2 separate regions of the Homo sapiens genome follow, and region 2 is linked to region 1. The links are chromatin loops, found by intact Hi-C in ENCODE. Cell type or tissue: chondrocyte. All regions are shown on one strand. Links, peaks and the distances in the headings refer to the core of each region. The heading gives the core; the rest is flanking DNA. Region 1 holds the start of CCDC85C (coiled-coil domain containing 85C). Region 2 overlaps CCDC85C (coiled-coil domain containing 85C).

Region 1 (15,190 bases), core at 6,708-11,707:
TTTCCAGTTTCTAATAGGACTTCTAACAGGTAACTCTGGGTCCTCTTGGAAAGTCCATCAGAAAAGGTTAGAGCTAGAACTGCCCACACCCCGAAGGAAAGCCCAACCTAGGGACTTCAGGGACAGTAGAAGAGGCTTCAAAGACCCCACCGGCCCTGGCCTTGCTCACTGCCCCAGTGCTTGTCCTGGGTCCCCACTCATCCATCACCCCAGCTGAACCCAAGGTGCAGGCAAATGCCCACCGCATGACTTTGCTCGGCTCTTCTTTTTGTTTTGGTTTCGTTTGGTTTTGGTTTTGGTTTGTTTTGTTTTGAGATGAGTCTTGCTCTGTGGCCCAGGCTGGAGTGCAGTGGCGCGATGGCTCACTGCAACCTCTGCCTCCTGGGTTCAAGAGATTCTCCTGCCTACCAAATAGCTGGCATTACAGGCGCGTGCCACCACACCTGGTTAATTTTTGTATTTTTAGTAGAGATGGGGTTTCACTATGTTGGCTAGGCTGGTCTTGAACTCCTGACCTCAGGTGATCCGCCCAGCTCAGCTGTTCTTTCTGCGAAGCCTGGTCTCTCTTCTTACCTGCTCTCTTCTGCTTTTACTAACTCCATCTTCAAGGCCCATCTCAGTTCCCAATTCGGCCACCCCTCCTCTGAGCTCCCAGCACACCTGAAGAGGTTAAGAGCCCAACCTGGGCATTTCCTTGAGGGAAAGGGGCATGATGAATAATCACACCCACAGGGCAAGGGAACCGGGACATACCGGCTGGCACAGGCTCCGGGTTCAACTGGACGGGAGTCCCTGACCTGGCCCAGCCCCACCCTGCCCCTGCTGTAACTTGCCTCACCATCCTGGGCCTGTTCCTTAGATGAAACAGGGACCCCAATGGGGACCAGCAACTGTTGTGGGAGGCGAGTGAGAGAAAACCCAGTTGCTGTCAGCACAGTGCCAGGCACACGTTTGTTCCATCCAAAAGACTTTCAGAACCTGCCACTCTGTGCCAAGGCTGGGAGTCAAGAGGACCAGAGTCCCAGGCTCATAAACTCCCAGATGAAGAGACAGTAATGACAGAGGGCCCCAGGTGGGCAGGGAGGGCTCCAGCACCCATGTGGCTGGCCCTGGGGTGGGCCCCTGTCTTTCTCAAGTCTCTTAGTGCCTTAGGACTCTGTGAAGTTTGCTCAGGGGTTTCCGGCTCTCCCGGGCCTGGCATTTGTTCCACTCTCAGATACCATCAGCCGCAGACACAGTCTACTCAAGGGCTTTTCCAGGGGCAGAGAGGGGAAGACCTGCCAGCAAATGTCCACATGGGTTCTAAGACACGCCCCATATTACAACTGGGAAGGGAAAATGCCCAGCTTTGAACTGAGGAAATGGCAGAATGTCTCTGCCGTTGAGGAATCAGGAAGAAGGAAAGGGAATCAGACCCTCGCTTCCTCCCCAGGGCCATCTACTGTAGTTAAACATGCTCCACGCCTCTGTTTGAACAGTACACATAAGGCAAACCCAAGAACACTTACAGGCAGTCAATACAATCCTGATCTTTCTGCTCTGCTCCCCTCAAGAGCTGGAGGTCAGCGGTGACCTGCTGAAGAACAGGCACCCATCCCCGGCTGACCCGGCTCCAGGCCTGCCCAGAACCCTCTGCCTGTGAGGACAGGGGATGTATGAGTGTCCAATCCTGGGTGCTTGCCTAGGGGAGGGGGACCATTTCTGACATGTTATGATCAAAGAAGCATCAAGTCCCTTTAGCAGACAAGTTTGTTCCTCTATCCCCAAGCCTTTGGGGATGCCAATAGAGTCTCTTGTTGTTATGTAGCAGGGAGATGAGAATTCTGAACCCCAGAGTGGTCCCTGCCTAGATCCCAGACGCTGATCCCAACCACCCTAGATGTAGGGATGGGAGTAGCGGGGAGCAGCATCAGCGCTGGGGATGGAGGGCACAGCAGCCACCTGGGAGCGGCAGCATCTCCCACAGGCGCTGTCCTGCCTGAGCCCCACCCAAGAGCTCAGGACGCCTGCCCTAGAGGACAGAGGTCATGAGAAGGCAGATAGCAGCTGAGAGCAGGACTTTGGAGCAGACTCACCAGGTCTGGAACCTACAGAAGGCTCTCTCCTGTGGCCACTCTCCTGGCCAGAACCTCCTCCCGATGGAAGCCCTCAGCTTCCACCCACTGCTCCCCCAGCCCAGCCCACACCACAGTGGTCACCAGAGTGATGCTCCAGAACCACCACCCCCCAAGCCAGACTCCAAGAATCACTGCTCAGGAGGCACTCAGACCTCAGAGGCAGTAAATGCTCAGTGAAGTCCGCAGACGCTTCCCTTCCTCCTGAAGAGCAAATTACCACCTGTGAGGTCAAGTCCCGCTTCCCACCTGGCTCTGGGTTCAACCAGATTGGATTGAACACACACATTCAAAGCTGGGCATTTTCCCTTCCCAGTTGTAATGTGGGGCGTGTCTTAGAACCCACATCTCAACCAGATTCCCAGAGCTGTCTGGGGTGTCCACAAGCCCCATCCTCAGTGGATTCAGGAATGCCCCTTCTCAGTGTCCACGCAACCTCCCCTGACACAGCGCTCCCCAGCCCTGGAGGCAACACAGGCCACCTGGGCCACTCTTGCTTGTGGGCACTGAAGTCTGAAAAGCTGGGACTTTGGGGTCTGCCCTGTGGGGCTGCCCACAGCACTAACCCCCCTAAGAGTTATCTCCCCACACACATCCTGGGTCCACCTTGCAGGCCCCGGATTCTCAATGCCATGCTCCAGACCCCACTTCCAAACCTTAGCCATTCTTATTCCTGCCTGGAATGCTGGCTCCCTCCATTCAACTAGATGAGGACTCAGCTGCCTCCGACCCTACACTGGGTACCAGCGTGTGTCAGGGGATCTCCCACTCCCACCCAGGGAAGGCAAATCCGCAGAGGCCAGGAAATAATGAAAGGACATGGAACCCATCCTTTAAGGCCCAGTTCTAGGATCGAGACATTATTAGCCTCAGGATATAGATGAAGAAACTGAGGCTTAGAGGTTCAGTAAGCTGCCACGGCCATAAAGCAGGTGGCAAAGCCAAGATTCACCCAGGGCTCTCTGACCCTGGAGGCAGATCACTAACCAGAGGGCTACATGCCCCTCGGCATGCGGGGTGCCGAGCGCTGCAGCGGGAGATGGGGCCTTCGCACATCAGGGGCTGCCACCCGCCAGAGGCTACACGTATCACTCACTACACACCCTCCTCCCTCAACCCAAAGGTTAGTAACATTTTCCCACTTGGCAAAAGAGAAAACAGAGGCCCATGGAGGCTCAGGAACTTGCTTAACAGACTTCCAATTCTCTGCGCAAATGAAGGCAACAAGCATGGATTGGAAAATCCCCACCGGCGGAAAACAGATTAGGAGCAACCACTGATTTCCTTCTGTATCACGTGCTGGTCCTGGGAACTCAGAGGCCAGGCCTGAGCAAGAGGTCTGGTGGGGCGACTGCTGCGGTGGCAAGCCAGCCTCGTGCAGAGAAGTGAGGGAAGGAGAAACCAAGAGATGGGGAGCCACAGCCATCGTAGGGAAGGTGGCCCACCCTGCACCGCCTTCCCCCACTCCTCCATGCCAGGACACAGGGAGACAGGAATGAGGCCCCGGGCCTGGCATCCTGGGAGGAGGTGCCCTGTCTCTGTGGCAGAGGTCACCGCTCCCCTGGAACTCTCTGGGCAGCAGGCACAGGGCCATGGGCTCAGAATTCTGACACAGGAGACCCAAGACGCATCCCAGGCCCCCCAATCAGCCCCACAGGACCTAGAGCAAGTCACCGCACCACCACTCCAAGCCCTGATTTCCCCATCTAAGATATGGAGATGCTAAGGTCTCCCTCCTGGGACCATTTGGAAGCTCTGAACAGAATGGAATTGGGACTGGGATGCTGTTTGTGGCAAACTGTGAAGCACTGGGCACAGTTTACCCACCCCTGGGTCACCTGCCTGGGAGCCTCTCAAGGCCAGCCCTCCTTTCTGAGGCCCAGCATCCCAAGGCCATTGATGGATCCCTTGGGACAGGCTGGGGAAGGAGGGGGAAAGGCTTATCTAACCCACCCCATTGTCTTCACTGACCTTTGTTCCTGAGCTTGGCTGGGTTTAGGAAAAGCAGCCTTATTAGCCGAGCTGCTGCACAGAAAAGACCTATTCAGAGTTAGCGTGCTCTGTCTTTTTCTAAAGGCCCAGACCACCCCGTTCCATCCTCCCTCTTAAACCAACAAAAACACAAGCAGGAGAACAAACCTGTCTCATTTTGAGAAGCTCAAAATTTTAATCCGAACTTTAAAAAGTAAATGGGGCTCATGCACAGGCTTGCTAGAATCCTAGTTCCTCCAGGTTGGCTAAAGGGGAGTGGACCGTGGAGGAGCAGGTTATCAGGGGAGGGAAGGAAATGCCTGGCAATGGGCAGGAGGGGGGCATGGTGCCTGTCGTGGGGCACAGGAGACAGGCGGAGGGGCAGCTGGAAAAAGAACTGAAAATTCTTTTGTTTGAAAATCCTATCAGTTCATGAAGGAGAACCTGACTTTCTGGTGTTGGGGTTTACCTGTCTCAGTGTGCCACACTGGACTAGAGCAACGCACAGCCCAGTCCCAAGTCCAGTCAGCCCAGACCAGACCTCTACCAAAGGCAGCCAAGGCCAGGTGCAGTGGCTCACGTCTGTAATCCCAACACTTTGGGAGGCCAAGGCAGGAGGACTGCTTGAACCCAGGTGTTCGAGACCAGCCTGGGCAACATAGTGAGATCCAGTCTCTACAAAAAATTCAAAAATTATCTGGGCATGGTAGCACACATCCCAGGAGGCCGAGGCAAGAGGATTACTTGAGCCCAGGAGGTTGAGGTTGCCGCGAGCCATGATGGTGCCATTGCACTCTAGCCTGGGTGACCAGAGAGACCCTGTCTCTAAATAAATAATAAATAAATAAATAAGCAGCCAAGGAGAAAAGCCTATTTGCATGTACATACACAATACACAGGCCCACCAGGCCAGCCTCAGCCAGGGCTGCCTTGCATACAGATGGGCCACCTCCCACCTCAGCCACTAGAGTCTGCCCAGGGCACCCAGCAGGGCTGCAACTGCCACCAGCTCCCCAGAAAGGACAGCAGGGCCACTGTCCTCACTAGCTCATCAGCAAGTGCTGCCACACAAGAGGCTCAGATGCAAACATTCAGGTGAGCTGTCTAAGCAGCAAGCACTTTTGAAGAGGAAACTGAGGTCTGTTGGGAGAGCCCCAAGGACCCTAACAACAGGAGAAACCTACTGTGTGTAGATCCTGACCTCACTCAACCTTGTGTGAATAATGGGGCACTCTGGGTTCTGTCCATCTTACAGAAGAGGAGCACAGAGAGGCTTGGCCAGTTAATAACTTGCCCAGTATACATGGAGGAGCTGAGATTCAAACTCAAGTCACCCTGAGCCTCTGGGTAACGGGGTTATCAGCCATCTGCTCAATGGTCACTGATAAGGAAGTGACACTTCCCAGCATGGGAGAAAGAGGGCAAACCTGGGTCAGGAATCAAGAATAGGGAGTCACCAGTGTCCCCTGATTAACAGTAACAGCAAACATGACAACAGACCAAGGGCACAACAGATTCAGACCCAAGGCCTGAACACGAGATGATCATGGCAGCAAACCCACCCAGGACAGGTACTTCCAATGTCAGCCACCTTCCCAGACAAGGCTAGGAACCCCTCTAAGCCTCCACTTGCTTGTCTGTCAAATGGGGATAATACTGCTTCCCCAGGGTTCCTGTGAGAAGAAGCAAAGACCAAACACATAAGGCGCAAGCCTGGTGTCTGACCCCACTTTAGACACCACCCAGACAGAGACTCATTATCTCCCTCAGCTCAGGCCCAATCTTTGCTCAATTTAAAGTTACAAGTCCCAGAATAGAAAAGCCCAGTTTCACCAGGTGAGGTGGCTCATGGCTCTAATCACAGCTACTTGGGAGGCTGAGCTGGGAGGATCACTTAAGCCTGGGAGGTTGAGGCTGTAGTGAGCCATGAGTGTTCCATTGCACTCTAGCCTGGGTGACAGAGTGACACCCTGTCTCGAAAAAAGGGAAAAAAGAAAGAAAGAACAGCTCAGTTTCTAAGAGAAGGGCCTTTCCTGGTTTCCAAGCCTTCCATTTACATTAGTGGGACCACATCCCAAGGCCACACATGGCTTTAAGAGACAAAACTAAATAATAATAATTCCATCTGTAACCGAAATTTGTAATAATAATGCTGAATTTTCATTTCACCCCAAAGCAAGGTTTGCTGCCACAACATTTGCAGCAGTCCTGTGCTAAGTGGGCTTGGGGGAGGATGGGTTCTGTGGGAAACCCTATACTTCAACCTCCCACTGACCCCCAGTGGGGTGGAAAACTCAGTGTAGCCTAGTCCTCCACTCCTGTATTATTCACTGTCGCAGCTGACATGCTGAGCCAGACTGGGGCCGCATCTCCTTGCCCAAAACTCGACAGAGCCTTTCCTGCAAGTATGCTCTAAACACTCCAGCCCTCCAGTGTCCTGCAGAGAGGCACTCTTGCCAAGTGTCATTGATGACGCAGCTGAAAACCAGAAACATTTCACTTTCCAGCCACGAGACTGCAGCAATCTGCTCTTTGGACTGCACTTAGGGAAACCGAGGCCCAGATAACTGACCCCTCAAAAGCCCCCAGGACGGCAAAATCAAAGGGGCTGAGGTGCTCTGAACAGCCCCAGCAAATTAAACCACCTAACTTTGCGCTACTCCCACTGCCCTGAAGCAGCCTGTGGTGGGAGGTGGGGGTGGATACAGTGTTACAAAGAGAAACCTGAGTTGTAGCCATAGATTGCTAATCAGTAACAAAATATCCCTCTAAACCCAGTCCTGCCTTGAACCCACAGGCTCAGGATGGTAAATAAAGGAAAAACATGCTGCACTGCCCCTGCCCCACCTCCATGGGTATGTCTCCCACCCCAGCCCCCACCCCAACACGTCTGCAGAGGCCACTTGGCCACCAAACTAAGGAGAAAACGTCCCTCCCCAGCTCAGGCTGAGGGGTTCTGGGGAGGGCAGTTATTGCAGGCTTAGACACACTTTCTCTGAATTAGGAAAGGCTTTAAAGGGAACCAGAAAGAGCTGTTCATTCTCCACCTTCAGGCAAAAAGTTCAGGCAGTTGCAACTACCAGCAGAACTGGAAGCCAAGCTACCAAAAAACGTGGAAGAACAGGGAGGCCCCGGATCCACCAGCGAGGAGGAGAAAGCTGGCAGGGAGCAGAAGGGCTGAGCAGGGGGCTGGGAGAGGGAGCAGGCTGCAAGCTCCCACAGCCCCAAGCTGGGGCCACCCTCTGCACTGGGCGCAGCAGTAACATGGGCGTAGAAGACAGAAGCTGACAGAGGCCAAAGTTCCTCCCACCCACACCCTGGTCACGGATGACCACGGCACTTCCTGTAAGGCGATCAACAGTTTATAAATCCCTTCAGAAGGTTTATCTCCACCTCAAACCCACGAGGCAGAGGTCATCATCTCCATTTCACAGACAAAGAAACTGAGGCACACAGAGGAGAAAAGCTAGAATCCGTTCCAAATACATCTCCCTCGGGAAAGTCTTAGAGTCTCGGCTGAGAAAGGTCCCAGGACTAGAAGGGCGGAATTTATGGCAAACAAGAAAGGCTCTGAGCCCCAGGCCTCTCCCCAACTGCCTCTGGGTCTCAAGCGGCTGCCTGTGCACCTTCCCAATCCCCACACCCCACTGCAGAACTCCAGCCACCGCACACACGTGGACGCTGCTTGGTTTGGAGGACACCTGTTGCTGCAAGAGGGGAAATTCACTTGCGCTCAAGGGGCCTTGTATCCTTTGCTGTTTAGAACTTCCCGCTACTAGGCAAGGATTTCCAAGGCTGGGATGAGGCGCCCACCGCCAGCCCAGCAGTGACAGACCCTAATTTTGGCAACTACACCCGCTAGAAACTTTTCTGGGACCGGACCGGCAGCAGGTTCTGAGCTGGACAAAAAGACGCTCCACCACTGAACCGGCCCACCACCGCCCAAAGCCCCACTTTGGGTGAGTGCGGGATCCCCTGGCCCAGGATCCATGACAGCTGGAGGAGTCTGGAGTGGCGGCCGCATGAGTGGGACAGCCAGGGACCACCTCCTCTCGCCGCAGCCTGGGAAAAGGGCTGCAGCCAGGGAGACCCGCGCTGCCCGGCCCGTGTAGTCCTTACCGTGCAGGCCGTTGGGGATGCTGCGGTGGTGCGGCGGCGCCGACAAGTCGTCCAGGGACCGACGTGTGGCTCCTGCCTTGCCGTCGGGGGCCTTGTGCGGCCCGGGGGGCAGCAGCGGGGGTGGGACGTGGTGGTGGTGGTCGGGGCTGCCGCCGCTGCCCGCGCTGGACGTACTGCTGCCGTCGCCCACGTCGCGGGCCCCCGCGCCGGGCGCGCCACCCGACAGCGGCCCGCTCAGGCTGGCCTGGCTGTCGATGGAGCTGCGGGAGCCGGCGCCGCCCCCGCCGCCGCCGCCACCGCTTGCGGCCCCCGTCGCCGCCAGTGCCGCGCGCTCCTCGTCCAGCAGCAGCACCAGCTCCTTGAGCTCCAGGTTCTCGCGCAGCAGGGCCTCCTGGCGCGCCTCGAGCTCGCGCAGCTTCTGCTGCGAGCGGGCCACCTCGTGCCACACGGCGCCGGCCGCGTGGCGCCCGAAGCGCTGCCACTCGCGCGCCAGCTTGCGCCCCTTCTGCCGGTCGTCGTCGAGGAAGCAGCAGAGCTCGCGCAGCTCCTGGTTGTCGTCCTGCAGCCGCTGGTTCACGTCCTTGAGGCCGCGGATCTCCAGCAGGTGCTGCTGCAGCCGCCGGTTCACGTCGCGCATCAGGCCGCCGTGCTCCAGCATGAGGCCCACCTTCTCGCCCTCGGCGCGCCGCAGCCGCCGCGCCAGCTCCTCCTTGCTCCAGCGCAGCAGCTCCTCGTCCGGCACCTGGCTCAGCTCCTCCGACGCCGCCGCCGCCGTCGCCGCGGGCTTAGCCATGGCGGGGCCGTCACCGCGGCATCGCCCTCGCCCTCGCCCGGCCGGCGCTTCCCCGCGCCGGGGCTCCGCTGGGCCGGTCCGCGCGCGGGCGGGGGGCGGCCGGGGGCGCGTGCGGCCCGCCCCGCGCCGCCTGGCGCGTCCTCTCGCCGCGCCCGCCGGGGCCGCCCGGGAGCCCGCGCGCCTCGGGGTTGACGAGCGGAGGCGGCTGCTGCGTCGGCGGCCGCGGTGCCGGGCGCTCTCAGGGTTCTGGAGAAGCAGGCGGAGGCCCGCCCCCGGCCCAGCTCCCGGAGCCCCCGCCGCCCCGCCCACCCCGGGCGGAGAGTGGGCGGGTCTCCGAGGCCCGGCCCCGCCCCCGAGGGCGACTGGGGAGCAGAGGCGCGGCCCCCGCCGTCCCCCTGCGCGGTGCGCCCGCCCGTCCAGTGCCCTCTCAGAGGCGCGTTCCGGCCGCGGTCCCGCCCTCCCGGCCGGGCGATTGGGCCGCTCCGGGGGTGTGCGGGAGGGGCGGGGCGCGCGCGGGGGAAGCTGCGGCGGTGGTACGGTCCATCCGCGGGGTTTCCGACCCCCGCCCGCGGCCGGCTCCCGGCGGTTCAAGTTTCTGCGCCCGGAGGACGCGGCCTTAGCCAATCCCAGGGCTACAGGGCGCTTTTAAAATGCAGGTACGGCTGCGGGGAGGGGGACGGTGGGAAAGGTAGGGCCGGGCTTCCCTTAAAGGCGACGCGCGAAAATAGCAGTCGAGCCCCCTCCCCGGCCCGCGTCCCCGGTCCTCTTCCCTCTCCCCAGATAAACAAATACCCACGATCCGGGCGACGGCGCCCCTTCTCCCTCCCGGGGGCACCAGAGTTCAGGGCAGTCGGAGACACAGCGAACAATAGGACTGTGACATGGGGGTCGCTCTTCCCCGCAGCAGGGCGGCTCTTTGTCCCCTTCCCTGCCCCCAGGCTCCTCCGCCCCCGTCCCCACCCGGGTCCCCTGCCGGAGCACGCGGCGGGGCTGCGTCTCCACTCCTAGCCCAGGGCTGAGCTAAACGCTGGCGTCCGCGCCCCTGCAGGGCCAGGGCCTTGCCAGCCGCGTCCCGCAGCGCGGTCAGTACTCTCTGCCCCGATGGGGCGAGAGCTCCGGGAACCTGCCCCCTGCCCGGAGCGGCGCTCGGAGCCCCGCTCCACCTCCGCTCACTCGACCGCTAAATCCCTGGGATTCGGGAGATAATCTGCAATTCGCGGGGTGGAAACCACTGGGAAGGGTGGGAAGGTCTCCCACTGGGGCCTGAACGCCGGGGTCCGGGGGCGCCGAGCCGGCCACAGAACTCCCCACCGGCGGCCTCGCGGGACCCCCGGGCTTCCCACTGCCTGTAAGTCTGTCTCGTTATCCTCCGGTCCCCAAAGCGCATTTACGGCGCGTCTACCGCCAGCAGGCGGGGCGGGGCGGGGCGGGGGGGGGTCCCTCCCCCGGAACCTGCAACGAGATCAAATCCGCGCACGCGACAGTGAGCGGCCCACGGCCTGGAGCGCGCGCCCGCGCAGCAGCTGATGCCCCATTTACAGTTGCTAAGCCGTTCATTCAGCTGTGTACTCAGCGCCTACTCGCCGCGGGGCCTGCTCCAGCCCCGGGGGATTCTGCAGGGCACCGAACTGCCCTCTGCGGGGGACTTGGCGTCCTGGGAGCAGGATGGGGAGAAGATAGACGAGCTAGATCAGGATGAGACTTGTCTTAAGTGCTGTGCGGGGCATTAAGTCGAGCTGCTGTCATAGAAAGCATAATCAGTTGCTTTAGATCCAGCGGTCAGGGAGGTGGGGAGGCACATCTAAGCTGAAGTCTGATTGGCAAGGTACAAAGATAAGGGGAAGGGCATTCCAGGCAGCAGGAACAGCCAGTGCCAAGGCCCTAGGGCTGGCCTGTTACAGACCTGTTCCAAGAAGGCCAGTGGGGCTGGGGGTGGGCCAGGGAAGAGGCGTGAGAGCTGAGGTCAGAGGTCAGAGGGGCCAGATCATGTATGATTCCAAGACAGCTGGGGAGGCAGTGGGGTTTTAGCAGGGAAGCAACATGACCTGGTTTACCTTTTTAAGAGGCTCACCCTGGCCCACATGTTGAGAAGAGATGGAGGGGAGTACACAGAGAGGTCCAGATTCAATATCTCATCTCCCACCCGTTCGCCACTCTCTCCAGACAGATGGTCAGGGGAGGGTGGTGGGGAGAGGATGGGCTGAGCACAGCTTCCAAGGTTAAACCCCAGGGATGCTGAGGGTCTCCCAGGCCCTGCCCAAGAGAACCAGCTCCTGAGGGGAGGGGACATCCTCCCCTCTGAGGCACTGCTCTGCTGGTCCAGCACAGCTCAGTTTGGGTTTAGAGAGGGAGGGGCTTTCAGCTTCTGCCTGGGGGAGCTGCAGGTCTGTCTCAACCCCCAGGAAGCCATATTAACTTCAAGGAGCTCCTTGCAGGCTCCCTGCAGAATGAAGCCTGTGCACAGAGTTGCTCCCTGGAGATCGAAGCGTAAACGTTGGATACACCATAGGAAAAACCCACCAGCTCACCAGGGAAGTTGCTGAGACAGCACTGTGCTTTGTGAGAACCCCCTCCCCGTTCGTGCATGGCTCCTGGTGGTTCCTGGGGCCTGTTATCTCTGCCCCCTGATCCTCCAGAGCTGGCAGCTTCCGCTGAACTTCCAAGAAGAAAGTGAAGCCTCTATCTAGGTGGGGTTTGTTTGCGTCATCTACAGGCTGTGTGGACCAAGGACCAAGAGTTCCTCTGTGGAGTCTTGATAGCTTTGCTCACATCCTCAGGGTAGAACAAAGACAAGGTGCTAGTGGTGGTGGTACTGGGTGGTTTGAGGGAGGGTCTCTCTGCTCCCCACACCAGGGCTGGGAATGCTTGGGCAGAACAGGACAGGACCAGAGGAGGTGAGAGGGCCCAGGGCTGAAACAGCGTCCTGAAGGAAAAGGGACTCCCCAGGCCAGAGCCCCCTCCCGGAGGGCCCATATCGCAGGGTCCAGCAGTAGGTGCCATGCCCCCTGGAGTACTCACAGCCCAACAGAACCAGGATCCCAAAATGTCAACGTGACTTTGCCTTTTTTTTTTTTTTTTTTTTTTTTTTGGCTAAGACAGGGTCTCACTCTGTCTCCCAGGCTGGAGTGCAGTGGCATGATCTTGGCTCAGTGCAGCCTCAACCTCCGGGCTCAAGAGATCCTCCCACCTCAGCCTCCTGAGTAGCTGGGACCACAGGCACCACCATGCCTGGCTATTTTCTTTTCTTTTCTTTTTTCCCCCATAGAGACAGAGTCTCACTGTGTTTCCCAGGCTGGTCTCAAACTCCTGTGCTCAAGCAATCCAATTCTCCTGCCTCAGTGACTTTGCTTCTTAAGCCCCTTGGTCATGACAACTCTGCTTTGTTATGAAAACAGTGAAACCAAATCATGGTGCACTAACAGTCATACTGTAGGTGCCCAGGGAAAGTAGCTGTGAGTCTTTTCAAAATAAAGGTGCCCCACCAACATTCTACCCCCCTTTTTTTAAAGACTCTCCCAGGATGTGTGTGTTCATTTAGAGCCACACACATTTGTGAGAGCCAGCAGGGGCTGAGAACCGGTACGCTAACACACGGTAGATGCTAATACATGGTAGACAAAATACTCCAAAACCTAGGGCCTGTGGGGGGAGTACTGGTACAAGCTGGTGACAAGCAGAGTGTGCCCCTCACTTTCAGGGGGAATGGACTTTCTTACTCTTCTCTATGGTTGGGGCTGTGAGCTCCAACCCCAGAGGCAGTACCATTTGGTGTTTGCTGAGTGAATGTCAAACCTCTCAGTACGTGACAGATTGAGTCTGAGGCTTCATTTTGAAGGTGAGGAAAAACAGAGCCCCAGAAGGGAGATGCCTGGCCCAAGGTCACTTTCATTCATTAGCTCACTGAACATAGAGGAAATCTATGAGTATATATGCATTTATACACAAACACATTTAAATGGGAATATATATATACACATTGCAATGCATTGTGGTAAGTACTGCAAATGAGAATGGGCAGAACACATCATTGTGGGAGCATGCTCAGGCACTGGGAGTGGCTTCCTAGAGGAGGTGAATCTTGAAGGAGTTTGTCGTCTTGTGGAGTGGGGAGGAGGCTCCAGGTGGAGGAAGCAGTACAAGCAAAGGCCCAGAGGTGAGCAGGCGAGGGGTGTGGAGAGACACTATTACACCTTGCAGCTGGGGTATACAGAAGGGAACAGCAGGGTGGGGAAAGTCGGGAAGAGGTTGAGCGATGGAGCTGGGCAGAGGAGGGCTTTGTAAGCCTCAGAAGGAAGCTGGACCCTTTCCCTGGGAGCTCTGATATCTAATAATAATGGCAATGACAATGACAATAACCAACACCACCTGCCGCTTATCCTAGACTCAGTATATGCCAATGATTCTAACCTGTCCTCTTTTGAGGGTTATAATAAACCTATGAGGAGGTGTCATTAGCCCTTCGAGGATTGAACATGGGTTCTTATTGGCTGGTTGTTTGCCTCCAAGAAGCTCAGCTCATTGGGCGTGAACTTACAGGCAGTGTTCAGAGGCTTGTGGACACCCAAGGACTCTGGTATGGCCAACAAAGTGTTTGGTGGTAGCTGAATCTTCTTCAGGACAGTGAGGCAATGGTGGCTGACCAGGTCTGGGCCAGACTATGAGGTATCATCCTGAAAGGCTACCAGCAGCAAGAAGTCAGGGTCCACTGAAAAGTGGTTAAGTGTTACTAATATGGACAATGTTGACTGGGCACTTTCTAGGTACCCAGCACTGTGCTAGAGTTCCACATAGATTGTCTCACTGACTCCTCACTGATGCGGTAAGAACCCTCTGTTCCCATTTTACAGAGTAAGAAACTGAGGCTCACACAGGTTAAGTCACTTGCCCAAGGTCACATGGCTAGCAAGTGGCTGAACCAGGATTTGAACCCAGGACCATCTGAGCTCCAGAGTGTATCTGACCCCATAGACTACTGTCTCCCACACCTCAGTTTCCCTTCTCAAGAAGGAGGAATGGGGTGGATGCTCTGCGATGTCTCTTCTGCTGTGACTCTGGTTCTGTGATGCTGAGTGTCTGCAAGGTGCCTGGACCCATGTTCACCACCCACTTCCTCCTGCTTCAGGCTTTTCCATGTTGTGACCAAGCCTCAGTGGCTCTGACGCCTCTGGATGGCACCTGTGGTCAGAGCTCTCCAGCTATTTCTACTGATAGAACACTGCATGTCATTAGCTCAGTCTCCCTGCAACTCTATCACTGTCTGGGTGGGTGACCCTAGACCAGTCCCTTGTCCTCTCAGAGCCCCAGTATTCTCATCCAAGCCCTCCCTGACAGAGCTAGTGTTAAGCACTTGGCAGAGCTCTTGCAAAGCTCTGGGGAGGGGAGCCACGCTTCCTTTCCCATCCTCTGCACCAGGACTATCTTCCCATGAGGATATTTCTACCCATTTTCCAGAGGCAAACACTGAGGTCCAGTGAAACAAGGATTGTCCAGGAAACCCCATGCTTGCCCCTGGCAGACTGGGCTACAAAGGATTCTGGGTATGGCCCTGGGCTGCCACCTTCTTCCTTTTGGGGTGGGGCCAGCCCAGAATATGGGGATCCTCAAGAACACAGAGTTCCGAGGTCATGTGTCTCAACTCCCACATTTATAGGTGGGGAAACCGCATGAAGCTGGGACTGCCAGTTTCCCTACATGCTGGACCGCCAGGGGCAGCAGTGAGAGGGCTAGGGGAGGATGGGTTCCTTCATCCCCACTGTTAACCATCGTGCCAGGCACCTTTCTGGAGCTCAGGAAGTCCGCACTGCACAGGACGGCTGCCTAGAACCGCTGATGTTGCAAGGCAAGGGTGCAGCTGAAGCCCAAAGGGCCTCACATGTTGACAAAAAGCCTCAAGTATAACCTGATGGCAGTGGGGAGCCACAGAAAGGCTTAGAGCAGAGGAGAGATCTGGCCAGACTTGTGTGTGATTAGAAAGCACTCAACAGGAGGTTTGAGGGGAGATCACTGAGACTAGCAGACAGTGAGAAGGCTTTGAGGCCAGGCAGGCCAGAGCCAGAGCCAAGTGTGATGGAAATAAAGAGATTGATGGGGGCTGTCAGCATCTGACCCCTCCCTTTCCATGACTTCCCAGCCAGAGCCATGGAAATTCTCCGCCTGCCCCTTTAGCTGCTGACATCTCCTCACACCATCGCCT
Region 2 (15,190 bases), core at 4,052-9,051, 74 kb before region 1:
GAGAGATGTACCCCTAGCTCCACTTAAGGGCGAAAATTCCAAACCACCTGATTTTCTTGGCCAGGACTCTGCAACAGTAAGAGAGTTACAAAATCTTCTCCAATGGAGAATGCATTCTAAGCCAGCACACACTCTGAATGCGTGCGTGCACATACACACAGTCTGACTACTGGGCCACACAGCCAGGAAGGGTACACCTGGGATTGGAACAGCTGCCCTCCCCTTCAGCCGGCCCTGCCCTGCCCTGCTCAGCTTCTGTTTGGACTCCGGCGTCCCTTCCTCCACATCCTCTCTGGCCCTCGACCAAATGGGCTCCCACGTGCTGTTACCGAAAACGCAGGTTTGTGCTGCCGTCCCCTCCCCTCCCCCAGATAATTTCCCTGGGAGGAGATGTGTGTGCGTGAGCGTGAGGGAGGTTTTTAATTAGCTGCACGCAATTCCCACCCTTGCCTTCGGTGAGCCTCTATAAACATTTGCATGTCCATAGAACTTTATTAGCAAGCCACAAAGCCAGGCAGGAAAAACACACAATCTCTCATTAAGGGGCAATGTGACTAATGGCGCATCAAATGAGTAACCATTATTGCACTTAAATCCAAATTAAAAATCCTGCTATGAGACAGGTCGCTGCCTTTGCAGAATGAGATTCCCTAGGATTTCCCCGAGGAGGGGAAGCAGGAGCTGAAATCACCTGCTGGGCTTGTTCTGCACACAGAGAAGAGCCCCAGCTAAGGAAGGTGCTGGCCCTTCCTCAGGGGGAGGCAGGGGGTCCACTGCCGCTCCCCAGAAACACCCACCTGCCCAGTCTTCCTCGGGTGGCTCCCTCAGGACCCAGGGAGAAGGGATCTTACACACAGAGCTGCCAGCTCAGAGCTCAAACAAGATTTCCCGAATCCTTAACAGGGTGGGGCCAGCCCTGCCAAACACTCAGCGTGGCCCCTTCCACCCTGGCCAGGCCCAATCCGCATTACTCACTTCTAGAGCCTCCAGAGGGCAGCATGAGTGTCCTGGACTAGGGAGGAAGAGACCCAGGAGGTTGCAGGGCCTCCTTTTCCACTGAGGACCGGAGTTCAGGACACCTCCAGCCTGTATCCAGGGCCTTCACTGCAACACTGCCCAACTCAGGGCCCAGCGAGGACTCGCTGGGTGAACTCCAGTTGTTCCCCAGCCCTTTCTGGGCCTCTGCAGTGCGGCCCAGCCTTCTCCCCAGAGGGGAACCCCGTCCTGCAGCGAATGCCTGCCTGCAAAGCTGCAGGGGGCCTATGTGGGGCCACCCTGGGGTGACCCCTAGGGAGCATTGTCAGAGGGGATGCTGAACAGAAAGAGGATAAGACATGGAAACAGAGCCCACCCACCCCAGCCTGCCCACCTGAGGCTGCTTGTTTGGAAAGGATGGGTGGGGTGGCTGCAGGCAGGAAGCGCCTTTCTGGGCTGTGCTTAGGGGAGCTGCTGTCACCCTGCTTCCTGCTCCCAGAGAGCTTTTGGGCCCTCAAATGTGCTGCATCGGTTATGTGTCCGAGAGGCACAAACAGAGCGCCTCCTGTGTGCCAGGCACCACGCTGTGCCCCATCAGGGAGGCTGCAACTAAAGGGGAGTGAGGGCTGGGGGTGCGGGTGGAGGCAGGCACTGAAGAGGGGGTGCCCTGTGTCCCCACCTGGGCAGCCTGCCCGCAAGTGACCACTTGGACCACCAGACTCGAAGCCCCAGGCTGATTCATACAGAATGCCCTGGGAAGGAGTCCTCGTGGAGGGGCCACCTGGCGCGACTCTGGACCGGTGTCTCAGTGCTCGGTGCAGGGATGGGTGGGGACCTGCGAGGCTCCTCCCTCCTCAGCACCCTCCAGGATGGCTGACAGGTGAGCATGGGCCCTTGGCACCGTGTGGCACAGCACAGCTCGGCTCAGCCGGACAGCCAGGTGTGGCCAGGGTCCAGGACCACAGTGGACAGCAACGCAGCCACATCCCTCTCCCCCTCCCAAATTTAGGTCATGCCAATGACTGTGTCTGACTTGGGAGACACTGTGGGGCTCAGGGAGAGGACCCCAACACAGGCCTCCCCCAGCCCAGACTCTCCTGGGTCAGGTGCCCTCCTGCTTCTGGCCTGTGGGGGCTCCAGGGGATCTGTCACAAGAGGCCAGTTTCACCGCAGCTGAAGAGCTTGAAGGTGCCGTCTGCAGGGAGGGGCCTACATCCACCCTCAGAGCAATGGGAACCTGGGCAGGAAAAAGCCACATGAGCCCAGGCCCCGTGCAGCTCCTGCAGGCACTAACAATGCCTCTGCCCTGAGCGTGTGCTAAGATGGTCTCCAGGTCCCCGTGGTCACTGTGCAGTCCCCAGGCTGGGATGGGAGCCAGGTTGGAGGACAGGGAGCTGGAGAGAGCTCCTTCCAGTTCACATTTCCCACCAATCCCACTCCCACAGATAAGCCATCATCCCAGGGGCTACGGAGGCGAGAGGTGAGACCCAGGGAGCAAGGCCACGGCCCAGTGACCACCCCGTCCCCAAGACCTGGCGACCTCCCTCCAGGAAGAGGAAGTGGGGGCAAGGCCAGGGCCCAGGGAACACCCCGTCCCCAAGACCTGGCGACCTCCCTCCAGGAAGACGAAGCACTGTGGGAGCTCCCAGGGTTGGTCAGTGATGCGTAATCAATGGTCTGGGTGCCGAGTAATAAACGCAGGGCCTCAGTGGCCTATCAGGCTGACACCTCCACCCAGGAAGTGCTGGAAGACAGTGCACCCTCAGCTGGCTGGGCTGGGGGACCCACCTGGAAGCAGAGGCTCGAATGCGTGACTTGGGGAGACCATTCTCCCACCAGGGGCCCCAGCAGCTCCAGGGGCAGCTGGGGCCACAGACTAGCCTGGGCTCCACTGTCCGGCCCCAAACTAAAGCCCACCGAGATCCAGCTGTCATCCGTCTCGGAGATCCTCAGAGGGAGAGTGCAGAGAAAGCAGGGAGGATGCAGGACAGGGCAGGGGTCAGGGCTGTGCAGCGTAGCACAGAGGCCTCCACAGAAGACAGGCCTCAACTTGACCCCACGGGAACTGCACCAGAGTTGTTCCCACGAGGGCACGCAGGAGGTTTGTGTCCACACGTCCGTCAGTCATGCCTGTGGGCTGCTCTGGAAGGGGAGGTAGACTTGGCACTGTGTAATGACGTTGTTGGTTTATCGTCTGTCTGCATGGCTGGACAGGTGTGGTTCACCTCCCAGCCCAAGCCCAGGGCTGGCACACAGTTGGTCACTGGTTCTCAAATGGGGGTGATGCCCCCAGAGGACAACTCGCAGTGTCTACAGACACTTTTTAGTGTCAGCTCGGGCATGGGGTGGAAGACCCCCGGAGGGTAATGCGGGGCAGGTATTCTGGGGCGGGCAGTCTCAGGACGGGGAGAAGGGGACAGAAATGAAACCATGTGGAGACCTGAGAGCTGGCAGGAGAGTGGCCAGTGCCTAAAGGGCCTGGCTCCACGGGTCTCGAGGCTGGGCACAGGTGGGAGCTGAGTTCACCCAGCAGCTCCCCAGTCCCAGGCCCTGTCCAGCAGGGATCTGGCTGCAGCCCAGGGTGCCTGGCATGGTGACTCATGCTGACCCTCAGAACTGTGCAACCCACGCAGAACCCTCAGCCCAGTGCCCACCCAGCTCAGCAGCCCTGGAGACCTCCCTCAAGGACCCAGGCAGCTTCCCACCGGGAGCCACAGCTGGGTGGGCATGTGGGCCCCAGCCTCGTCTCCACTAACTCATGCAGACTTGCAAGCCTCTTCTCCCTCCGTGCACTGCAGGTGTCTCACTTCAAAGTGGGGATTAGCACCAGCCCTGCCGCCCTGCAGAGGCGGGAGGACCCCGGGCACCTGGGCAAGGTGCGTGAGAAGGGGCTCACACCACGGAGAGCCCTCGGGGGCGGTCGCTGCATCACTGTCTTGCTATTATTTTGCAAAACTGGAAGTTTCGCCAGTAATGCCAGCTCGAGGAGAGGGCAGATCCCAAGAAGACTCTAAAGGCAGGGCCAGCGCAGCCTGGGAAGGAAGTGCTCCCAGGAAAGAACGGGAGGGTGCTGGGGAGTAGGGGACAGAGCACACAGCAGCGCACAGCACACAAAGCAGCCTCCCGACCCCCACAAACACCACTGCAAACACGCCTCCCACCAGGCAGCTCTACCTGAAGCCAGCTTCTCGGGCGGCCGTAGGGGCGGGGCAGCTAGAAGGAAGGAGAACAGTGTCACCCAGTAAATGCCAACCATGCCCATCACTCTGCCCAGTGCCTTCCCTGGACATCTATTAGCCCAAAGCCACCAGGACCTCAGCTGAGCCGGAGTGGTTTTCCCACACCGAAGGCCAGGGTTGGGGCTCGCCAAGGCGACTCCAGGAGCTCCACGTCTTCAGAAACTCCAGATTCACAAGGACTCACTGAAGACCTGCCATGTGCCCGGCACTGGGTCCCTAGGAGCACCCACCACCCCCCATAGCCCACCCCAAAACTCACACCAGGGTGGAGCCACCCCAAGTGCCCTGCTACCCTCCCAGGGAAAAGCAAACCTTTGAGAAGCCCTGGGATGGGGTGCCCCGGCCTAGAGGCACCCCAAGATCCCAGCAGCTCAGAGAGGCCAGGTGGGGGATGCACGCCCTATCTGGCCCCCTGTTCTAGCCTCAAGGCAAAGATGACCTGCAAGGTCGCCCACAAGAGCTACACAGTCATACCAACTGGATTTACTTTCTTTTTCTTCTTTAATTTTGAGAGAACTCATTTGTAGGGGGGAACAACACACACTGGGGCGTGTTAGGGGGACGAGGGGAGGGAGAGCATCAGGAAGAAGAGCTAATGCATGCTGGGCTTATTACCTAGGCCATGGGCTGATCTGTGCAGCAAACTACCACGGCACACGTGTACTCATGTAACAAACCTGCATGTCCTGCACATGTACCCAGGAACTTAAAACAAAAGTTGATAGGGAAAAAAAAGGAAAATAAAAAAAGAACAAGGGGGCTGCCGCTTCAGCTGGGGGTCCAGAGACATATTCCCAATCTGCACTCAGATCAGGCGGTAGAGATGAAGGTGCGGCCATGTGTGGCTGATGTCACTTACCCATGGCTGGCACTGCTCCTCCCTTGGTCCCCATGTCATTTCACACCCGAAATCCCATTTTTCAAACTCACGTGTATGTGCCATTCAGGGTAACAGGCAGACCAGTCTTGTCCACCACGCAGACCATCCCTCCCTTCCCAGGTCCCTCTGCAGGCCCATTACTTGTTCCAGTGAGGTAAGTGAGGGACAGGCCTGTGGGAGCTTTGAGGTGTGCAGTTTTGTGTGTGTGTGTGTGTGTTTTGTTTCTTTTGTTTTTTTGTTTTGTTTTATTTTGTTTTTGAGATGAAGTTTCACTCTGTCACCCAGGCTGGAGTGCAGTGCTGCAATCTCGGCTTGCTGCAACCTCTGCCTCCAGGTTTCAAGCAATTCTCCTGCCTCAGCCTCCCAAGCAGCTGGGATTACAGGTGCCGGCCACCATGCCCAGCTAATTTTTGTATTTTTTAGTAGAGACGAGGTTTCACCATGTTGGCCAGGCTGGTCTTGAACTTCTGATCTCAGGTGACCTGCCAGCCTTGGCCTCCCAAAGTGCCGGGATTACAGGCGTGAGCCACTGCGCCCAGCTGAGGGGTGCGGATTTGCAAAACCAAATCCTACCTTGGCTGAGTAAGCCAGAGCAGCTCCTCAACTTTCTGGGCCTCTGTTTGTTTGCACATAAACTGGCATCAGGCGGAGGCTGGCGGAGGCTATGGCTGGCCCACAATGGACAGGAAAGATCACGGTGGTTAACCCGCCACCCTTACCGCCAACCGCCCGACTCCCAGTCCTTCCCACAATTTGCCTTTTCATCCTCTGAACAATGTATGTGTCAGACACCATTAGTGTCCCCATTTTGCAGAGGGGGAAACTGAGGTGCAGAGAGGTTAAGCGACCTGTTCAGTGCCACTCTGCTGGCAGGTGGCACTAGTGAGACTTGAACCAGGCCCTCTGGCACTGGCATCCTGCACTTGGCCTGTCAGCCCTGGTGACTCTCCCCCAGCATCTGGCTCACGGTGGACACTCCTTACACTGCTGGTGCTAGGGCACGGAGGTGGAATTTCCTGTCTCCATTCTGCCCACATTGCGAGACTGACCATCTGTTCATTGGCTGGAAGGCTGGAAAGAGGGGGTTTCCTCCCTGGGCAAGGGAGAGGCCAAACTGACTCTGAGGTTCAACTAAGGAAGCGTTTAAAGTCCTCCAGAGACCCAAAGACTACACTGCCTATGACAGAGGTGATACGGTATGGCGGCCAACCCAAGATGCCAAACACACAGGGCAGGGAAGGGCTTGGAGCCTGCTACCAAGGCATGGAAACGCTGACCAACAGAGATGCCCACGTGGACCACCGCGACGCCAGCATCTCCGGAGGAACCCGGGCTCAGGACAGCCCATCCTCCTAGGGACACAGAACTGAAGCGTTGGCCATGGATTCAGACAGCAGCAGATCGATCCCCTCTTCCCCGCCCCTTGAAGGGCTCAGAACTCAAAGGACAAAGAGCAGCGGTTCCTTGGGGATGGGCCAGGCCCAAGGGACAGCAGAGGGCACATGGTCAGCCAGACCTCGAAAGATCCCAGGCCCTTGGGACCGCCTGGGGTGCTTCCCAGGGGCCACATCACACTGCGCTGGGCATCACCTCCCAGGTGAGGACACTGAGACTCTGGGAGAGAGAGGATTTCACCTGAAGCCACACAGCAGGTGAGCGCTGGGGCGGGGGCTATTGGAGTTTACAGGGAGAAGAGCCTGTCTACAAGCTGAGGAGAGAGGCCTCAGAAGGAGCCAGCCCTGCTGATGCCTTGATCTCAGACTTCCAACCTCCAGGACTGTAAGGAAATAAATTTCTGTGGTTTAAGTCCCCCAGTCTGTGCAACTCTGTTATGGCAGCCCTACCAGACGAATACAACATCCATGTCAGGAAATCCACCTTCATCCAGACCTCAGTTTCCCCATCTGTGCCTAGTGTGAATTCTGGGTCTCTTTCAGCAGCCCTTTGGTACGTGGCAGGCCAGGGGAGAGGTGGGCACAGCGTGGGGGAAGAGGGGAGAGGAGGAGGGTGGGCTGGGGGCCCTTCAGTCACCAGCCCAGACCCCAGCCTCGCTCCCCAAGCTGGCCCTCTGGTCTAGGGAGAGAGAATATCAGGAGAGCTCCCTGCTCTTTTGTAAAGCTGGCTTTTTTGGCGCACAATGGAGTCTTCATTTATCAGCCCAGCAGGGGAGTTAACGAGAGGCCCCAGCGTCAATTACAGCCGCCCCCAGCCCAGCCCGGCTGGGCACAGAGAATCCACAGGAAAAATAAGAATGCACACGGAGTCTTGAGATGAATCATCGTGGAGGAAGCAGCTGTGTTGATGAAATTTTAAAGCCAACATGAGAAAGAAAATACGAACAGCAATACAGTAATTGAGTCTGTGAACATGCTGGCACATTTTTAATTAAACCTATTTTGGAGTTAAATAGAGGCCATGGGTGGGGGGGGGGGTGGGACCGCGGGGAGTAGGAATCCAGGGAGGCTCCCTACCCTCCCACCCAAACCCCAAAGCCACGTCACCTTATGCTATTCCAGAGAAGAGCATTCCTCTCTCCTGCTTTTCACCAACAGGAAGAGTCCCTGCTTTGCGCAGAGGTGGGGGTTTCTGTACAACTTGATTTCCCTGACAAGATTTAAATGCCAGAATCACAGAATCTCACGAGCCAGAGTCCATGAGGCTTAGGACAGCATCTCATTCAAGGCTGTGAACTCTTTCTTCAAGATTCCCAAACATAGTCACCCAGCCATCTCTTGATTATCTCCAAAGATGGTACCCTCACTACCTGCTGAAGCCCTCCCTTGGTTAAGTGGGCCTTCCTTATTCTGAGCAAGAACAGCCTCCCCTCTTGGCCGTGGAGACTGGACAGGGATCAGCCACAGGCTCCCCAAGACACATCCACCCAGTTCAACCATGCTGAGCACTGGAGACACCAATGTGGCCACTCAGACCCTGCAGCCCTGTCCTGGAGAAGATGACAGTCCCACAGGGGTGGGGGCCAGGATCCACAAGGGTGGGTCATGACACCCTATCAGCAAAGGTGGGCAGCCCAGGGACTGAGAGAGCTCAGGGCAAGCACCAGGCCACCTGTGGGTAGTCAGGGAGGGCTGCAGACAGGAGGCCAGGAGGATGGAGACTAAGTAAACCCCATCTTCCTGGCGCCTCCCTGAGAATGGGGCCACCACTTTCCTCACAGGCAGTGCCCTGCCACGAGCTCTCTTCACCTCCCCTATCCTCCAGGGGCCTCTCTGTGCATGTGGGTCCTGCGGGCTGGGCAAGGTGGTGGTCAGGCAGGAACAAGGGTGAGACTGGCCTGCCAGCCCTGCATCCCCAGGGCCACATACATAGTAGGTGGTCAGTTAAACACTGAGTGAATGAGTGCCCACTTCTCAGATGAGCAAACACAGGTCTGGGAGAGAAAGTGGCTCAAGGATCCCCAAAAAGCTGGCGCCACTGAAGCTGCCCCAGGAATCCAAAGGCAGGCTTGGGACCCACTGCTGCCGAGAGCCAAGGGCCCCTCCCTCACCCCGTCTCTCTGTCTCTCTCTCTCCTGCATGGCTCAGAACAGCAGTGCCTTCCTCCATGGCCAGCAGGAACCCCACCCATGATCCCAGCTCCTCTGGTTCTTCTTCTTCTTCTTCTTTTTTTTTTTTTTTTTGAGGTGGAGTCTCACTCTGTTTCCCGGGTTGGAGTGCAGTGGGGCAATCTCGGCTCACTGCAACCTCCGCCTCCCAGGTTTGAGCAATTCTCCTACCTCAGCCTCCCAAGTAGCTGGGATTACAGGCACGTGCCACCCTGCAAGGCTAATTTTTGTATTTTTAGTAGAGACGAGGTTTTGCTGTGTTGCCCAGGCTGATCTCAAATTCCTGACCTCAAGTGATCCGCCCACCTCAGCCTCCCAAAGTGCTGGGGTTACAGGTGTGAGCCACCACACCCAGCCGTGGCTCCTCTGGTTCTGCTGATGCCATGGGCTCTGGGGATGCCACCAGCTCCTGGAGCCTTTGTTATGAGGTTCAGGGGCCTCCACTGCAGCATGGGGACAGGGCACCGGGGCCAAGGCCCCAGCAGCATACGGCTGCCTCCTTTCAGGGTACTGGGTATGGCCCTGACAACACTTGCTGGGAGCCCCAGGGCAAGACCTCTGCCTGCTGCAGAGTCCATGCTGAGAAAGCAGCTAGGGATGGGCCCTGGGTGCCCTCCTGCCACACCACACAGAGATACAAGCTCCTTCAGCGACCACTCCAGCAGCATGGCTTGACTGGGCATCATTTGGTGAGAAAGCAAATTTCTGCTAAAGAAACAAAATACTTTGAACCCTTTCTGCACTGGATGATCTCTGAATTCCGCGCCCTGGTTGTATGTAACAACAAGCAGGCAACAGTGGGTTTCTGTCCCTAAATTCCAGTCCAACTGCCTGCAGCCAGCAAGCCTGTGTCCAGGCAAGGGTCAGCAGCTCCCCAGCCATCAGGATCTGATGTCGGTGCCCTGCAGACCTGGCCCACGGATGAGGATGTGAACAGAGCCCTGCTGCTACCCCCAGGGAGCTGGTGGGAGCAGGCCTGGGGAGGAAGAGGTCCCTGGGCAGAGCCAGCCCGTCCATCCTTGAGGCTCAAGGCTGAAGCTCCCATCTACCTCCACCTGTGCACAGGTGGGTGCAGGGCAGGTGGACACAGGTTATGGTGGAGGGCCCCCTGTGAGACCGGGGGGCACCCCAGGAAGGAAGGCAGGAAGAAGGGCTGCTCCTCCACAGCCCGCTTGGGCGCAGGTTTTCTGCAAGTCCGTGGTCAGGAACTGGGGTGTATTTTTCCAGTGGGACACTGTGGCCTGCAGGGGCCAAGGGATCAGGGACACTCCTGTCCTTATGGAAACAGGACCATGAGCTGCTCTCTGGTTGGACCGCAGAACACATTTCTCATAGAAATAACACTGCAGGGCCGGGCGTGGTGGCTCACACCTGTAATCCCAGCACTTTGGGAGCCTGATGTGAGAGGATCACCTGAGGTCGGGAGTTCGAGACCAGCCTGACCAACATGGTGAAACCCTGTCTCTACTAAAAATACAAAACTAGCCAGGCGTGGTGGCTCATGCCTGTAGTCCCAGCTACTCAGGAGGCTGAGGCAGGAGAATTGCTTGAACCCGGGAGACAGAGGGTTGTGGTGAGCTGAGATCACGCCATTGTAATCCAGCCTGGGCAACAAGAGCTAAATTCCATCTCAAAAAAAAAAAAAGAAAGAAAGAACACTGCAAACAGCATCCCAAATTCAGAGCTGGAGCTTCCAACCCACTTCTCCACAGGAACAATGAGACAAAGAAACTCCAGATCAGGGCAGACGCGTGAGGTCACTGACCCGGGGGCCCGAGCTTCAGCCACCAGAGCATGGTCCTGGCCCTTGCTCTGCAGAGCAGTAGCCCCTGCCACCACCCAGAGGCAGGACTGCCTCTCCTACACACTGCATGGGGACCTTCTCCAAAGCAAAGGTCCCTAAGCCATGACCTTCTCCTGGTGTCACTTCTGCCTACAGCTTCCACACACCCTCCTTAGCAACCACAATGGCCCCGCCAGGTCTGCAATGGAAGGCTGGCGTCTAGGGAGCCCCACTCCACAGACAGGTGAGACCCCAGCCCCTCCTGCCCTCACCAGCCCTGGGAAGCCAGCACGGCCTGTGGCCAAAGCCCTTCACCATAGGGCACCTGACAGCAAGGCATGAAATTACAAAAGCCAGCCTTGCCATTCAGAGCTTGGCTGTGCACTTGCGCCTGTATGGTGGTGGGGAGTGGGGGGCGGGGTGTGGAGGAGAGTTCACAAGAGGCCAAATGAGGAACGTGCACTCTGCTAATCCCACCAGGCCCTGGGAACCTTCCCCACAGCCCACAAAGGGGTGAGACGTGAGGATGACCTCAGTGGGAGCTGTGCTCCCTGCTGGGGCCGTGAGCCTCCCAGCAGCCGCCCAGTGGGCAGAGAGGGTGCCGTGGAATTCCTGAGCTGGGCAGTCGGCACCAAGCCTGGCTGGTCACCTAGCAACAGGGCCAGGCAGCTGAGCCATCCCTGCGGTTGGTTCCCAGAGAGACGCCTTGGGTATCCCAGGCTGACCGCTCACGGCGCAGTGGGAAAAGCAGGGAGAGGGAGACTGGGATGAAGCCAGGGATGCGCACGAGGGCTCGGAGGCTTGGGGGAGCGAGCGGCTTGAGAGGTCGCCAAGCCAGCTGGCCCCCAACACCCAAGCGTGACTGCCCATAGCCTCCTCTCGGCAGCCCCCACGCCTGCCCCACCTGCAGCAGGGAAAGCCCTTGTCCTGGCAGTCACACGTCCCCTCCAAGCTCCAGCCACACTCAAGAGGCACAGCCCCTCACCCAACCCCACCTCCCCCCTACAGCCAACCCCTCCCACGCCGTGCCCCTGCTGCCCAGCTCTGCACAGGGGTAGCAGCCTCATCTGTCTGTGGGTGAGGTCGGGCCCAGGAGGGAGGAGGGGAACCCAGCCCAGGGAGGTACCGGCCAGTGAGTCCAGCACGGCAGAGGCGGGGAGGCTTCCGTGTGAGTCTGCCCCATCTCCTGCCTGGATCTGCCCATCTGCCAGAGGAGTGAAGCAGCCCATTTCTTCATCAACTGGGTGTTGTCCACCCTCTCAGGCCCTGGGCCAGCCCTGAGGAGCTCGCATACTGGGCAGTCAGCATGGAAGGTTGGGCAGAGGGAAGCCCAGAGGTGTGGGAGCCAGGGTTAGGTCCCTGACCCCACTTTCCAGGAGGTGACAGGTGGCAGTGGGAGCAGTTGGGGGGACAGCCTAGGTCCCAAGGGGAAGGGTGCCCTGGGTGAGCTGGAGGGGTGGGTGCTGGGTCGCGGTCCTCAAGGCAGCGCCACCCGAAGCCGGCCTACCTGTGCGAGGAGCTTGTCACCCTCCAGCAGCCTCACTTTGCTCTCCAGTTGCCTGATGTAGGTGGATGAGGGATCTGGAAGGACACAAGAGGAAGGGGGACATTAGCCTCCAGCAGACTCCATCCCCATTGCGCAACCCCGACTGGCCCCAGACCCGGCATGGAAGGTTTGGGTCTGAGGAGTCCCACCCCACAGCCAGGTGACGCCCCAGCCCCTCCGAGCCCTCGCCCGCCCTGTGGAAACAGCACGGCCTGTGGCCAAAGGCTTCCGGCCATAGGGCACCTGACACCAAGGCACGACACACAGAGGCCAGCCTTGCAGGACCCGCTGCTGCCCTCGCTGTGGGCCTCTGAGCCCTTCTCAGGACCTTCAGGACCTGTAGAAAGGTGGGGGGTGTGGGGGTGGCCTCGCCAGCCTGCCCTGGAGCAATTCCTTCAGCTTCCAAGATGCTGCAGGCTCAAATGGAGCTCTCACAAACACAGCCAGGGCACAGCCCACCCCAGGGTCGGGGTCCGGGGAGCCCCCTCCTCTACACAGTGGGGAAACAGACTCCTGAACTTGCCAAGTCAGCATCTGGGATCCTTCCAGTCCACTTCGCCTGATCACCCAGGAACTTCTCACAAGCTATGTGTGCCCACAGCATATGCTGCAGGTGAGCAGCCACCTTCCCCATATGACAGTCGGGAACCCCGTGGAACACCCTGGTCATGTGTCCCCAGTTTCTGACCTCAGGCCAAGGGAGCCCTATCTATGCAGACCACTGGTGCAGGGTGAAATTCACCCACCCTCACCACACTGACCCTGCTTTCCAGTCACATCAGGAAAACACAAAAAAATCCCATCCCCACCCCCACGTCCAGCCATCCCATACCCCTGGTCCTGCCTCCCCCCAGGCTGGGAGTCAGCTCAGCTGCCAGGATGCCCAGGGCAAACCCTCAGGGCAGAGGGCTGGGGGAAGGGAGGAGAGGCAGGAACGGGACCCAGAACACAGGCCGGGGGACCACCCAGCAACAGCAGGTTTGGAAGGAGGAGGCAAGGGGGAAGCAAGGCTGTCCCAAGTACCCCTGTGAGCCACGAAGCCACCTGGTAAGGGATGGGTTATTAACATCTCTCGCAGAGATCACCTGGCCCAGATGCCAGCCCAGACCCCATCCACCCTGACAGCTGTCCACCCACCGGCCCACCCGACAACAGGACGCAGGGTCTTCCCAGATTCATGCCGCTCACCCTCGATTGCAGAAGCAGAGACATCAGCCCCTTTGACCACACACAGCCAGCTATCTAGTCCCCATCACCACCTCAGGGCTGGGGATGGACTCCACAGGCTGTTAACATGCCTGGGGGGACAGGGGCTTGGGTGCTACTGGGGACAAGCCAGGACCACCATGCCAACCACAGGACCAATGAAGCATCTGTCTGCCCCCAGCACACCAATAAAAGGATGCTTGGGAGCCCCCTATTCAGCCCTGGACCAGGCCTAGGGCCCAGCAGAGCCACTGGCCCAGCCACAGGCAGGAGCAGGTACTGGAGCCCGGCCCGGCCGCACTCACTGCTGGGGAAGAGCGCAAACCAGCCTCCCCTCCTCCTCCAGCCCAGTCACCTCCCAGGAATGTGGGGCCTTCTAGAGAGGAGAGAAGGGCAGCTCCCCATCCAGGCCCAGCCTCCCCGCCCTGCCAGGCAGACCACCCCTGCCCTCAGGGTGACCTCAGAGCCTCACACCTCACCAGCCCTGATCCCTCCCTCCCTGGCCTCAGTTTACTCATTACTCTATCAACCCCGACAAACAGTTCCCATGCCCACCCAAGCAAAGCGGTGTGATGGGAAGAGGCCTCAGCATTCAGGGTGTGCTGGGTCCCTCTGAGCATGGGGAGGTAGGGTGCAGCCTAGGCTCCCCAAACCTTCATGTCCTGTACCCTACTAACAGGAGGGCTCCCTGGAACACCAGCTGGGAAGCAGTGACCAAGTAAACTCCAGAGACCCTTCCGGCTCCCTCACTCTGACAGAGCTAGGACAAGAACGCACCAATGACTATGGACCCACGTGTGGGGTCTCCCTCTGGGTGGAGTCGGGTGGGGGGTACCCACTGTCCCATGTGGAACACGTGGTACCCCCTGCATCTGATGCCTTGCAAAGGACAAGCAGCTACCATCCTCATTTTCCAGGTGCAGAGGCCACAAGGAACAAAGTGTCCCCACCACCAGCAGGTGAGCCTTCCAGCCCCTCTCCCCACTACCCAGGCCCACGCCACAGGTCAGTCTTTAGGACCCAGTGTTTCTGGCCACCCTGGGCAGAGCTGACAGCCCCAGCCTTGGAGAGAAGCTGGCAGAGACTCAGAAAGAAGACGCCATTCCCAGTCACACCACTCTCCTGAAGGCTCTCCGCAGCGCAATCCTCAGCACGGCCACAGGGCCCCTGCTCACCACAGCACCCCCATGGGACTGTGCTCCCGGGGATGGCCCTGAGCCAGGGGGAGGACCCAGCCACTGTGTGTGACCAACAGCCCAAGATGGGCACTAACTTGTTCTCTGCCCTTCGCTGCCACAGAACCATTCAGGAGGTGGGTGCACTTTCAGCCCACCCGCCTCCCCCTGCTGGTTCCCACAGGGTGAGCGAGGAGCTCCCAGCACTTCCCTCTCCATGAGCCCACAATCGGAGGAGGGATGGGCTGGAACCCAAGTCCACAGCTGCCCCGTCAGCCTCAGCACCTTCGCTGGGTGACCCTTCTCCTGTCTGAGCAGTCCGCCCCCTCAGATACAACTGGGGTTTCACACCCACTTCCCAGTAAGGGTTAAAGACAGTGATCAGGCTGGCAGGTGGCATCCGGAGAAGGGATGCAGACAGGCCATCCCACAGGTCGCCAGCAATGCCCTGCCTGCCCATAGCCAGCACCTCACCTCAGAACCCACAGGCTACCATCCCCCACATCGGGCCACCTGTAGGCACAGACAGGTGGCCACACACCCACGGCCCCAGACCAAGGGGCTGCCCCTGACAGACCCATCTGTTGAGGTTTACCCCAAACCCCAGGCAGCTATGCAGAATAAAATACACTGCAGACCACCAGGCTTCATTGGGTTTTTCTTTTAAATTTCAAAATAACAACATAACACTCTTAAAAAATATTTTAGACCATCCAGTAATTCCAGTGGAATCTATCCTAAAGAATTAATTCTAGGCTGGGCACGGTGGCACATGCCTGCAATCCCAGCAATTTGGGAGGCCGAGGCAGGTGGATCACCTGAGG

Evidence for each region. A loop is a pair of places that touch in the nucleus more often than their neighbours do. Peaks named below come from ENCODE experiments on the same cell type or tissue, not always from the same donor. Only the 100,000 strongest peaks of a DNase experiment are listed, where the experiment ranks them.
Region 2: a loop joins it to region 1, with 2.5 times the contacts of the local background. A loop is called at or near these places in 21 of 110 quality-filtered maps.

What each region holds. Positions count from the first base shown.
Region 1 is chr14:99,594,963-99,610,152 of GRCh38, forward strand. It overlaps CCDC85C (coiled-coil domain containing 85C), which reads right to left and starts at 9,245. Exons shown (of 6, transcript NM_001144995.2): 1 at 8,205-9,245. The coding sequence starts at 8,997. It also overlaps a transcript of HHIPL1 not described here. RefSeq lists enhancers at 3,026-3,908, 7,440-8,093, 8,800-8,919, 11,510-11,804 and silencers at 3,256-3,456, 9,180-9,709, 9,850-9,989, 10,050-10,119, 10,300-10,449. In chondrocyte, for the core only: a CTCF peak has its summit at 8,767 (motif pointing right); DNase peaks (open chromatin) are centred at 8,736 and 9,513.
Region 2 is chr14:99,524,069-99,539,258 of GRCh38, forward strand. CCDC85C (coiled-coil domain containing 85C) reads right to left here. Exons shown (of 6, transcript NM_001144995.2): 2 at 11,947-12,020. It overlaps LOC105370661 (a long non-coding RNA gene), which reads left to right and starts at 12,549. Exons shown (of 3, transcript XR_944200.4): 1 at 12,549-12,598; 2 at 13,373-13,467; 3 at 13,871-13,944. RefSeq lists enhancers at 5,540-6,062, 6,585-7,107, 7,108-7,628, 9,565-10,166, 13,284-13,875 and 1 more. In chondrocyte, for the core only: a CTCF peak has its summit at 5,948; no DNase peak of the experiment used is centred there.